Linked DNA regions of Homo sapiens: region 1 is linked to region 2. Evidence: read pairs that join two places in POLR2A ChIA-PET (ENCODE). Cell type or tissue: B cell. All regions are shown on one strand. Links, peaks and the distances in the headings refer to the core of each region. The heading gives the core; the rest is flanking DNA.

Evidence for each region. ChIA-PET counts read pairs that join two places held together with the same protein. Peaks named below come from ENCODE experiments on the same cell type or tissue, not always from the same donor. Only the 100,000 strongest peaks of a DNase experiment are listed, where the experiment ranks them.
Region 1: POLR2A ChIA-PET joins it to region 2 with 10 read pairs; 3 of 35 experiments call an interaction of 5 or more read pairs at or near these places.

The regions. Positions count from the first base shown.
Region 1 is chr17:17,313,846-17,319,214 of GRCh38, reverse strand. All of the region lies in intron 2 of NT5M (5',3'-nucleotidase, mitochondrial), which reads right to left. Among named protein-coding and RNA genes, the nearest start is that of NT5M, 13 kb to the right of the region's middle. In B cell, for the core only: no CTCF peak of the experiment used is centred there; no DNase peak of the experiment used is centred there.
Region 2 is chr17:17,698,503-17,703,871 of GRCh38, reverse strand. All of the region lies in intron 1 of RAI1 (retinoic acid induced 1), which reads right to left. LOC124903943 (a long non-coding RNA gene) reads left to right here. Exons shown (of 2, transcript XR_007065650.1): 2 at 1-5,369. Among named protein-coding and RNA genes, the nearest start is that of RAI1, 20 kb to the right of the region's middle. RefSeq lists enhancers at 3,116-3,627, 4,107-4,624, 4,625-5,143. In B cell, for the core only: no CTCF peak of the experiment used is centred there; DNase peaks (open chromatin) are centred at 3,153 and 3,337; H3K4me3 peaks cover 742 bases.

The DNA of each region.
Region 1 (5,369 bases), core at 126-5,125, 380 kb after region 2:
TCTAAGACGAGGTCTCACTCTTGCCCAGGCTGGAGTGCAGTAGCTCAATCTCAGCTCACTGCAACCTCTGCCTCACAGGTTCAAGCAATTCTTCTACCTCAGCCTCCCCGCAAGCAGCTGGGATTACAGGCACCCACCAACACGCTCAGCTAATTTTTGTATTTTTAGTAGAGGTGGGGTTTCACCATGTTGCCCAGGCTGGTCTCGAACTCCTGACCTCTGGTGATCCACGTGCCTCGGCCTCCCAAAGCACTGGGATTACAGGGGTGAGCCACCACGCCCGCCCCATAATATTTCACATAAATAGAATCCTACAATACGTGGCCTTCTGTGTCTGGCTTCTTTCACTCAGTATCATGTTTTCAAGGTTCATTCATGTTGCCACATGAATGGGTAGGTCATTCCTTTTTTTTTTTTTTTTTTTTTTTTGAGACGGAGTTCTGCTCTTGTTGCCCAGGCTGGAGTGCAATGGCGTGATCTCGGCTCACTGCAACCTCCGCTCCCCAGGTTCAAGGGATTCTCCTGCCTCAGCCTTCCGAGGAGCTGGGATTACAGGTATGTGCCACCACGTCCAGCTAATTTTGTATTTTTAGTAGAGACAGAGTTTCTCCATGTTGGTAAGGCTGGTCTCAAACTCCGGACCTCAGATGATCCGCCCGCCTCAGCCTCCCAAAGTGCTGGGATTACACACTTGAGCCACTGCGCCCAGACTTTTTTTTTTTTTTTTTTTTTTTGAGACAGAGTCTCGCTTTGTTACCCAGGCTGGAGTTCAGTGGCACGATCTAGACTCACTGCAACCTCCCGTTTCCCCAGTTCAAGTGATTCTCCTGGGTCAGCCTCCCAAGTAGCTGGGATTACAGGTGCCTGCCACCAAGCCTGGCTAATTCTTTTTGTATTTTTAGTAGAGACGGGGTTTCGCCGTGTGGCACTGGCTGGTTTCAAACTCCTGAGCTCAGGCAATCTGTCCCCCTCAGCCTCCCAAAGTGCTGGGATTACAGGCATGAGCCACCATGCCCGGCAGTCATTCCTTTTTATAGCTGAAACATATTCCATTGTGTGGCTACGTCACATTTTAAATATCCATCCATCACTTAGTGGATACTTGGGGTTGCTGTGAATAGTGTTGCTGGGACATTCGGGTACTAGTATTTGTTTGAATACCTGTTTTCAATTCCGTGGATATACACCTATGAGTTGAATTGCTGGCTCATACAGTGAGTCTATGTCTAACTTTTTTTTTTTTTTTTTTTTTGATCATGGAGTCTCACTCTGTCACCTAGGCTGGAGTCCAGTGGCATGATCTCAGCTCACTGCAACCTCCACCTCCTGGGTTCAAGCGATTCTCCTGCCTCAGTCTCCCAAGAGCTGGGATTACAGGTGCCTGCCACCATGCCTAGCTAATTTTTGTATTTTTAGTAGACAGGATTTCATCATGTTGGCCAGGCTGGTCTCAAACTCTTGACCTCAGGTGATTCGCCCTCCATGGCCTTCCAAAGTGCTGGGATAACAGGCGTGAGCCACCATGCCCGGCCTAACATTTGGAGGAAATGTTTTTCAAGGTGTTTTTCCACACTGGCTGCACTGTTTTATATTCACACCCACAATGTGAATTGTGGTTTTTTTAGAGACTGTCTCACTCTATGTTGCCCAGGCTGGCCTTCCGGCCTTCTGTTGCCCTTCTCAGCCTTCTGAGTAGCTGGGAGCACAGGTGAGCGCCACTCACCCAGCTCCTCCTTGTGGTTTTGACTTGCATTTCCCTAATGACTGATGATGTTTTCAGGTAGTTACTGGCCATCTGTATATCTTCATTGGAAAAATGTCTATCCAAATTCATTGCCCCAAATCCACATTTTAAAAACCTAAATTGGCCGGGAGCAGTGGCTCACGCCTGTAATCCCAGCACTTTGGGAGGCCGAGGTGGGCAGATCACCAGGTCAGGAGATCGAGACTAACCTGGCTAATACGGTGAAACCCTGTCTCTACTAAAAATACAAAAAATTAGCGGGGCATGGTGGCAGGCACCTGTAGTCTCAGCTACTCGGGAGGCTGAGGCAGGAGAATGGCATGAACCCAGGAGGCAGAGCTTGCAGTGAGCCGAGATCATGCCACAGCACTCCAGCCTGGGCGACAGAGCGAGACTCTGTCTCAAAAAAAAAAAACAAAAACAAAAACAAAAACAAAAAACAAAAAACCTAAGTTATGGCCAGGCACGGTGGCTCATGCCTGTAATCCCAGCACTTTGGGAGGCCGAGGCGGGTGGATCATGAGGTCAGGAGATCGAGACCATCCAGGCTAACAGGGTGAAATGCTGTCTCTACTAAAAATACAAAAAATTAGCCAGGCGTGGTAGCATGTGCCTATAGTCCCAGCTACTCTGGAGGCTGAGGCAGGAGAATCGCTTAACCCGGGAGGCAGAGGTTGCAGTGAGCTGAGATTGCGCCACTGCATTCCAGCCTGGGCAACAGAGCGAGACTCCATCTCAAAAAAAAACAAAAACAAAACAAAACAAAACAAAACAAAAAACAAAACCCTAAGTTATGGCTGGGCACGGTGGCTCACTTCTGTAATCCCAGCACTTCGGGAGGCCGAGGAGAGCTGATCACCCAAGGTTAGGAGTTCCAGACCAGCCTGGCCAACATGGTGAAACCCCATCTCTAATAAAAATACAAAAATTAGCCAGGTGTGGTGGCGGGCGCCTGTAATCCCAGCTACTCAGGAGGCTGAGGCAGGAGAATCACTTGAACCCGGGAGGCAAAGGTTGCAGCGAGCCAAGATCATGCCATTGCACTCCAGCCTGGATGACAAGAGTGAAACTCTGTCTCGAATAAATAAATAAATAAATAAAAACCTAAGTTACAGCTGGGCACGGTGGCTCACGCATGTAATTCCAGCACTTTGGGAGGCCAAGGTGTCAGGAAGTCAAGCGGTTAAGAGGTTAAGACCAGCCTGGCCAACATGGTGAAAACCTGTCTTCACTAAAAACACAGAAATTAGCCAGGCATGTTGGCGAACACCTGTAGTCCCAGCTACTTGGGAGGCTGAAACAGGATAATTGCTTTTACCCGGGAGATACAGGTTGTAGTAGGGAGCCAAGATGGCACCACTACACTACAGCCTGGGGGACAGAGTGAGATTCTGTCTCATTTAAAAAAAAAAAAAAGGCCGGGCATGGTGGCTCATGCCTGTAATCCCAGCACTTTGGGAGGCCAAGGCGGGCTGATCACAAGGTCAGGAGATCGAGACCATTCTGGCTAACACAGTGAAACGCCATCTCTACTAAAAAATACAAAAAAAAATTAGCCGGGCGTGGTGGCAGATGCCTGTAGTCCCAGCTACTTGGGAGGCTGAGGCAGAACAGCATGAACCCGGGAGGCGGAGCTTGCAGTGAGCTGGGATCACACCGCTGCACTCTAGCCTGGGTGATGGAGCGAGGCTGTCTCAAAAAAAAAAAAAAAAAAAAAACAAAAAAACCCTAAGTTAGATCACATCAATCTCTCTTCAACTTCACCCTCCACCCACCCCTGCCACCCCCAACATGCTTCCTAAGTTCCAGTGCCAGCTGTCCAGTTCCTTTATGTTACTCAGACAAACAAAGGCCTGGCCCGGCTCAGGCATTGGCACCTGCTCCTCTCCTGGCCTGCAAGGCCTGTCCCGACTCTTCACTGGCCCATTCATTCTTACTCTTCAGGTCTGATGTCAATTCTCAGCTCCCTAGAGCCAGCTTCCCATTCTACCCAAAGCAGCCCCTTCCCTGTTTCCTCTGCAGCACAGCCCCTTGTTTAGTTCCTTCACTAAGCTTATCACAGTTGGAAATCATTTTAGTTTATATGTTGTCATCTTCCCTGCTGTGAGACCTGCCCTGAAACTGGAGACCTTAGGTGTGTTATTTACATATATATCCCCAGTGCTAGCACAGTACTGGGTGCATATTAAGTCGTAAAATGTATCTGTTTAATGAACCCATGAATAAACTGCCTCTTACTCTAGGCTTCACGACAGTGAGCACCATGTTAAAATCAGGTTTAAGTTCTTATCCTTCTAAATGAGTGGTTTCCTCCAAAATTGTTAAAAAAAAATTTTTTTTTAAATCAACAATTACTGTGGGATTATGCACATGAAGTTATTCATTTGGCAAATATTTTGAGTGTGTGATGTGCCAGGCATCATTCTGGGAACTAAGAATAGAGCCAGAACCAAGACAATCCCTGACCTCAGGGAGCTGACACTCAAAAGAGGAAGGGACAGACACAGACATGCAATTTCAGCTTAGAGTACACACTCAGGGTCATGGGACAGAACGACCAGGAGGGGAGGGCAGAGACCTCAGCTGCAGTGGTCAGGGAAGGCCTCTGTGAGGAGGCAACATGCACGGTTCTCAGTTTGAAAGAGAAAAACAATCTAGCTGTGTAAAGAACTAGGGCAGAAACATTCCAGGAAGATGCAACAAGAACAAAGGTCCTAAGACCAGAAACACGTGTGGCACATCCAAGGGGCAGGAAAGAAGCCAGCGTGACAGGAGCAGAGGAAGACAGAGGTTGGAAAGGAAGGCAGGGTCAGATGGCAGACAGCCTTCCCAGCCTGGCCAAGGGACAGCGGGATTTTACCACAAGATGAAGCCAGCAGAGGGCTTTCAGTGGGGCTAACATCATCTGAATTTGGTTTAAAAAATATCACTCTGACTGCTGGGTGGAGCATATCAATTTGTAAATCTATATTTAAATATGTAGGGGGGTGCACTTCAAAAGGTCTGGAAGCATACACACCAAATTCTTAACTAGAGCAAGAAGAGTGGGCCAAGGTGGGTATATGCAGGGAGAGAGGTCAACTGACACATTTTCACACACGCTCATGCTATTGGAGTCTTTTATAAGAATATATTCGGCCGGGCACGATGGCTCACGCCTGTAATCCTAGCACTTTGGGAAGCCGAGGTGGGTGGACCACCTGAGGTCAGGAGTTAAACACCAGCCTGACCAACGTGGTGAAACCCCGTCTTTACTAAAAATACAAAAAATTAGCCGGGCGTGGTGGCGGGCGCCCGTAATCCCAGGTACTCCAGAGGCTGAGGCAGGAGAATCACTTGAACCCGGGAGGCGGAGGTTGTAGTGAGCCGAGATCGCACCACTGCACTCCAGCCTGGACGACAGAGCAAGACTCCATCTCAAAAAAAAAAAGAATATATTCATATATTCCCGAACAATAAAAAGAATGGTCACCCCTGAAGATATTCCAAACCAAGCTCCTCAGAACCTGAGGCTCTGCCCAGGGAAGCCCTATCTCACGCGCAGAGCTGCTGGAACAGGGCAGGACGTGCCACAAAGGCCATCTCAGGAGAGTCCCCTGGGCGTCTGCTCAACTGTTCCCCTCCT
Region 2 (5,369 bases), core at 243-5,242:
CGAAGGTTCTGGGCAGAGTGGAATGGAACAAAAGAAAAGGGGTTGGTGGAGTTTGAAAACAGTCCCAGCTAGGCATGAAGGCTCATGCCTGTAATCTTAGCACTTTGGGAGGCCAAGGCGGAAGGATCGTTTGAGCTCAGGAGATCGAGGCTACAGTGATTTATGATCATACCACTGCACTCCAGCCTCGGCAAACAGAGCAAGCCCCTGTTGCAACTAAAACAGAAACAAAAAGAAAACAGACCCAGCTCTGCTCTGTGACCTTAACCTCTATGAGCCTCAGTTTTCACTATGCTTGTTTTGCCCACCAATGGCCCCCTCCCCCTGAGCCCCAGAGCCGGAGCCAACACCTTTCCAGAGCCACAGGTGGGTCCCCACCCCAAAAAGGTTATGGGAGAACTCCTGCTCCCGACGCTACAAGAATGCACTGCCCTCAGAGAGTCCCTTCCAAAGGTTTTTGGCCTAGGGGCTTGATCAGAAAGCAGTCCCCACCCTGCATGGAAACCCTCACACGCTCTATTCCCCAGGTTTTGCTGATGATTCTGACTTGCAGTGCAGCCTTCCTACGTCAGCCTGGCCTCCCAGCGGGGCAGTAGGGGGCGCGGCTGTCCTCCTGACCCTGACCTGGACAGGAAGTTGGATCCTCCCTAGCCTCCTGTGAGCCCACTCCCTGCCTGGAAGCCTTGAGTCTCCAAGTCCCCTTACAGCCGCTGTCCAACTCCTGGGGGTGGAGGTGCAGGTTGGGAGGAAGAGTGATGGAGCCTCTCCACTGCTTCTGAGCCCTGCTCACTGCTTACTGCCCCAATCATCCAGTCCACAAGCATTTATTGAGCACTTACTACACGTAAAGTACAGTGCTAACCACTGTCAGAGAGATGAAGTTGAAAGGCAGGGCCCCACCTCCTCACGTCTGGCAGCAGCAGCAGATGCATTACTGATGCCGCACAGCTCCGCAGTTACAAACACAGGCTTTGAAGTCACACAGCCCTGGGTTTGAGGCTTAATTTTGCCACCTCGGAGATGAGTGACTTTGAGCTCACTCCTCACCCCGACTGGCCTCAGTGTCTGCATCTGCAAAATGAGATATTAAGAGAAGCCACCTCATGGCTGGTGATAAACTACTGGATACCAAGAGTTTCACATAGCCTGGCAGGGAGGTGCTAAACCCCTGTGAGCCTCATTCCTTGCCTTGACCAGAGCAAGGGCAGAACCCCGAGGCATGCCAGTAGGGACCTCCCTCTAGGTTTCTACCACCTCATTAATCAGTGACGACTGTCTACCCGGCTGTGATGCCACCTGACGCTCCTGGCAGCCTGCCCATTCACCTCCATTTTGTCTGCAAGGACATCTGGGGACAAGAATGGGAGAAGGGGCATGGAGTTGGGCAGCAGGCCCCACTGCTATTAGCCCTGATGGGGTCACTGCTTATCCCCCCTTCCCATATACAGTAGGCTCACAATCATCATCCGAGGCTTGGCCTGGTAGTGAGGAACCCAGCTGAAGATAATAGGCTGCATCCTGGGATGAGGTGGGTGGTACAAGCTTTTGTGCCAACTGAAGGGTCTGAATTTGGTCCTCTTGGCAATAGGGAGGCAGTGAAGGTTGCTAGGCAACAGAGGACCCTCTGCCCACCTCTCCAGCCTCATGCCTCCACACTTTGGAGTGAGCTCAGTTTTTCTGTGGTTGTCCCTTACTCCCTCTCCCCTCATGTCAGCCAGTGTTCTGCCCTAGCCAGGGCTGAACTCCAATTGTTTCCCTACCTGGAATGCTATTCCTGCCAATTAGCTCACACTTATCCTTCCTTCCAGGCTGAGCTTAGAAGCCTCTCCCAGCCTTCCCAGTTTGAGCTCAAAGACTGTTCTCTGCTTCCTTTAAATTGGTCCTTTTTCCATTAGAGGACAAGTATTCCTTTCGAGCGCTGCCTCCCCGACTGGAGTCCTTGGAGGGCAGAGCCCAAGTCTGACTCCCCTCTGTGCTCTCAGCATTGCCTGACACAGGCAGGACCAGGGCTGGGTGGCCTCCCAGTGGGCACTGTGCAATGCTTCAGGCTTTGGTCTCTGAGACGCACAAAGGGAGGAGGGATGGGACTGGAAGGGGCAGAAAGGAGGGGCAACCAGGCATGGTGGTGCACACCTTGTAGTCTCAGCTACTTGGGAGGCTGAGGTGGGAGGGTTGTTTGAGCCCACGGGTTGAGGGCTACAGTGAGCCATGATCGCACCACTGCACTCCAGCCTGGGCAACAAAGCAAGATGCGGTCTTCAAAGAAAGAAAAAAGAGGGGCTGGGTACAAGGGGACATGGAAGAGAGAGGGGAGGGAAAGGGGACCATCTAAAAACTGCATGAGCGGTCTGTCTATTCCCTCTTCCGTTTTCCTTCCCTCTGCAAAAAGAGAAGAGTGAGAGAAGGGAATGAGGGAGAGAGGAGGGGCAGGCGCCTATCCCAGGATCACTTGATGGGGTGGGGAGGAGCACAGGGAAGTCCCACAGAGAATACCATTAGGTCTCAAGGTTTCCCTGAGGTTCCCATCAGTCTCACAGCCCCCTGCCTAGGCAGAAGGCTCAGGGCAGCAGTGCAGCCCCCACAACCCCAGGGCCATCCCCAGGGAGATGGCAGGGGCATGCAGAGATAGGGCAGTCAGGCAGACTGGCCTCAGTGAAATGTCAGTCCAGAGGGAGGACACACCCAGACAACCTTCACCATGGGCTAGCCCACCCCTCAACAAAGGGCCCAGACCCATCCCCAATCCCATCCCAGGAGGACAGGGGCTCATCTTGTTGGAGGCGCAGGGGTGGGTTTCAGGGAGGATGAGCGAGGAGGGAGAGGGGTCTTTGTTGCAGGCAGAGGTACCAGCTTCTAAAGACGAGGGGAGTAAGGCCGAGATGAGGCATCTGGGGTCTCTGCGAGGTCACATTCAACCCTCAAGAGCGCCTGGCACGTAATGTGCAACCACCATTATTATTGTTCGTGCAGAGCAGGGTGGCACTGGGTCAGTGGCAGCAGCGGTCCCGAAGGGCCTTGAATGCCAAGCCCAAGATGGCCGGGGGACGGCGCGGGGGAGCACGAAGCCGGCGCGGTTGAACGCCGGGGAGCGGGCGAGCGGATCTCCGCCGAGGCAGGGCGATAAATTAATGAAACGAACGCGCCGCGCCCCGAGGACGAGAGGGGCCGGACTGCGGCCTCGGCGGACGAGGCCCGGCCTCGCGGAGGCCCCGCTGCTCTCCTCTTCTCTCCCATCCCCTCCCCTCCCCGCCGGGCGTCGTTTTCCAGGTAATTAAGGCCGTCCCGGCCGGCGCGCAGCTGCTTCCGCGGCCGGCCGCGCCTCAGGCCCGGGCAGGTGCAATTAAACCCGCGCGTTCGCAGCCATTAAGCTTTAATGGGGCTCATTAGCATAAGAACGAGAAGACGCTTTGATGGCGGCCACCCCCGCAGGGGCTGCGCGCGAACGCCGAGGGGCGGCGGGGCGCGGCCGCTGGAGCCCCGAGCCGGGAGCCGCGCCTCCAGCTCGCGGCCCGAGTCCTGCCAAGGCAGTCCCGCCTGGGGCCGGGCGACAGGAGGCGGGCCGCGGAGCTTGACCTCGTCTCAGGGGTTCCAGGCTGCGTCCGAGAGCCAGAGGTTTCACAGGGCCCAGGCCCCAAGAATAGGTCTTTGAAGGACGAGGGAGGAGGCCCAACCTAGAGAGCAGATGTGCTTTCCCAAAGAAGCAGCTGAGGAAACTGAGGCCTAGAGGTGCCATGTGACACACAGCCCCGGTCTCAGCCTGCAAGTGGTTCATTTATTCAACAACGATAGCAGCCAAGGCTTATGTGAGTTTTAAGGATTTAGCATAAATTTTCTCACTTAATCTCCCCAAGAGCCCCAGGAGTAGTGGATACTTGCTCTTGTGATCCCATTTTACACAAGAGGAATCTGAGGCTTGGAGGGGGACACCCAAGGTCCCACAAGCCACAGTGAGCTTTGAACCTCGACAGTCTGGCTCCTGAGGCTGGGCTCATAACTAGGAAGCCACACTATCATGTGTGACATGACCAGGAGAGGCACAGGGTGGGGTGGAGTGGTGGGGGATGGGACCGTGACCAGCTGGTGGGCTGGGTGGGCCATCCTACCCGGCAGACAGTAGCCATCTCCACCAACTGTGGCCGGGGGAAGCAGGGTAGAATAATCCAGAAGAAATGTAAACTGGAAATTGGAAATGAAGTCACTCAACGATTACTCACTGGCAATTCATTTGATTCCCCCCCCCCCGGCCCCCCGACAATGGATGGGCTTTCAAAACAGGTCTGTGGTCAGGACGTGGCAGGAGGACCACCACTTTGCCATCTCAGTCCAACATGGAGTGCAGTGTGCCCAGCAATTACTAGGTGTTCAGGAAACACTAGTCAAGCAAATGAATGAGTGAATGCATGAATAAATGCTTTTCTCTGCAATTTTGGGGCAAAATAGGGGACTAATTCTTCAATTTAATGTTTTCCAGGCTTTCTTCGATCCAGGTGGCTCTGTGAGAGCAAAAGGGCCCAGAGGAACTGGCAGGTGGGGCCTGAGGCAGCGGTGCTGTGCTTGGCTCCAGGCGTCCCCTGGGGCAGTGCCTCCAGCATTCCAAAGTCAAGGATGTTGCCGACAGATGTCTTGAGGGCCCTGGCAGGGAGCGCAAAAAGCACTGAAGAGGAGACATATACTGCCTGAGTTCCACTCAGAGGTGACGGGAGCCAGAAGGAAGCCACCAGCCTCTAGGAGCCCAGAGAAGGTGGGCAGTTGCCTGAGGCCACACAGCAAGAATCTGGGTCTCCTGATTCCTTCAATCCCGGCTGAGCCTTTACCCAGTGCCTGGATCAGCCCCCAGTCTAAGCACAGGACTCCCTGTCTCCATCAGAGAAGCTCTGCCTGGCCTCTGTCTTGGCTTGTGATCAGCCGGCATTCCCATGCATGAATGCACGACTCAGATCACTTGATTCTTTGATTAATGTCTTTCTTCCTTTGGCCACACCTCCCTCAAGGGCAGGGATTTTGTGTGTCCATCCAGATCATGGCTGATCTCAGTGCCTGGCACACAGTAGGCCTCCAAACATAGATATCGACCAGGTGGAAGTATTATTACTACAGAGTCACAGCGCCAAAGAAAACTCAGTGCCTGGGGTGAGCTTTCCTACCTCCCCAAGCTCTCATGCCCACTCACAGCTGGCTCAGGGGCTGAGAGGGGCCTCAATGCCTCCACAGCTGAGCTGGCCTGGGGGTGCAGGCAGGGGAAGGGCTCAGCTCCCCTTCCTGTCCTGACCCTGAGGCTGGCCCACCCCCTCACCTCCGGTCTGCAAAGGTATCTGCCCCAGGGGGGCCCTCAGCAGCCTCATTAGGAAAGTAGTGACAGACACATTCAA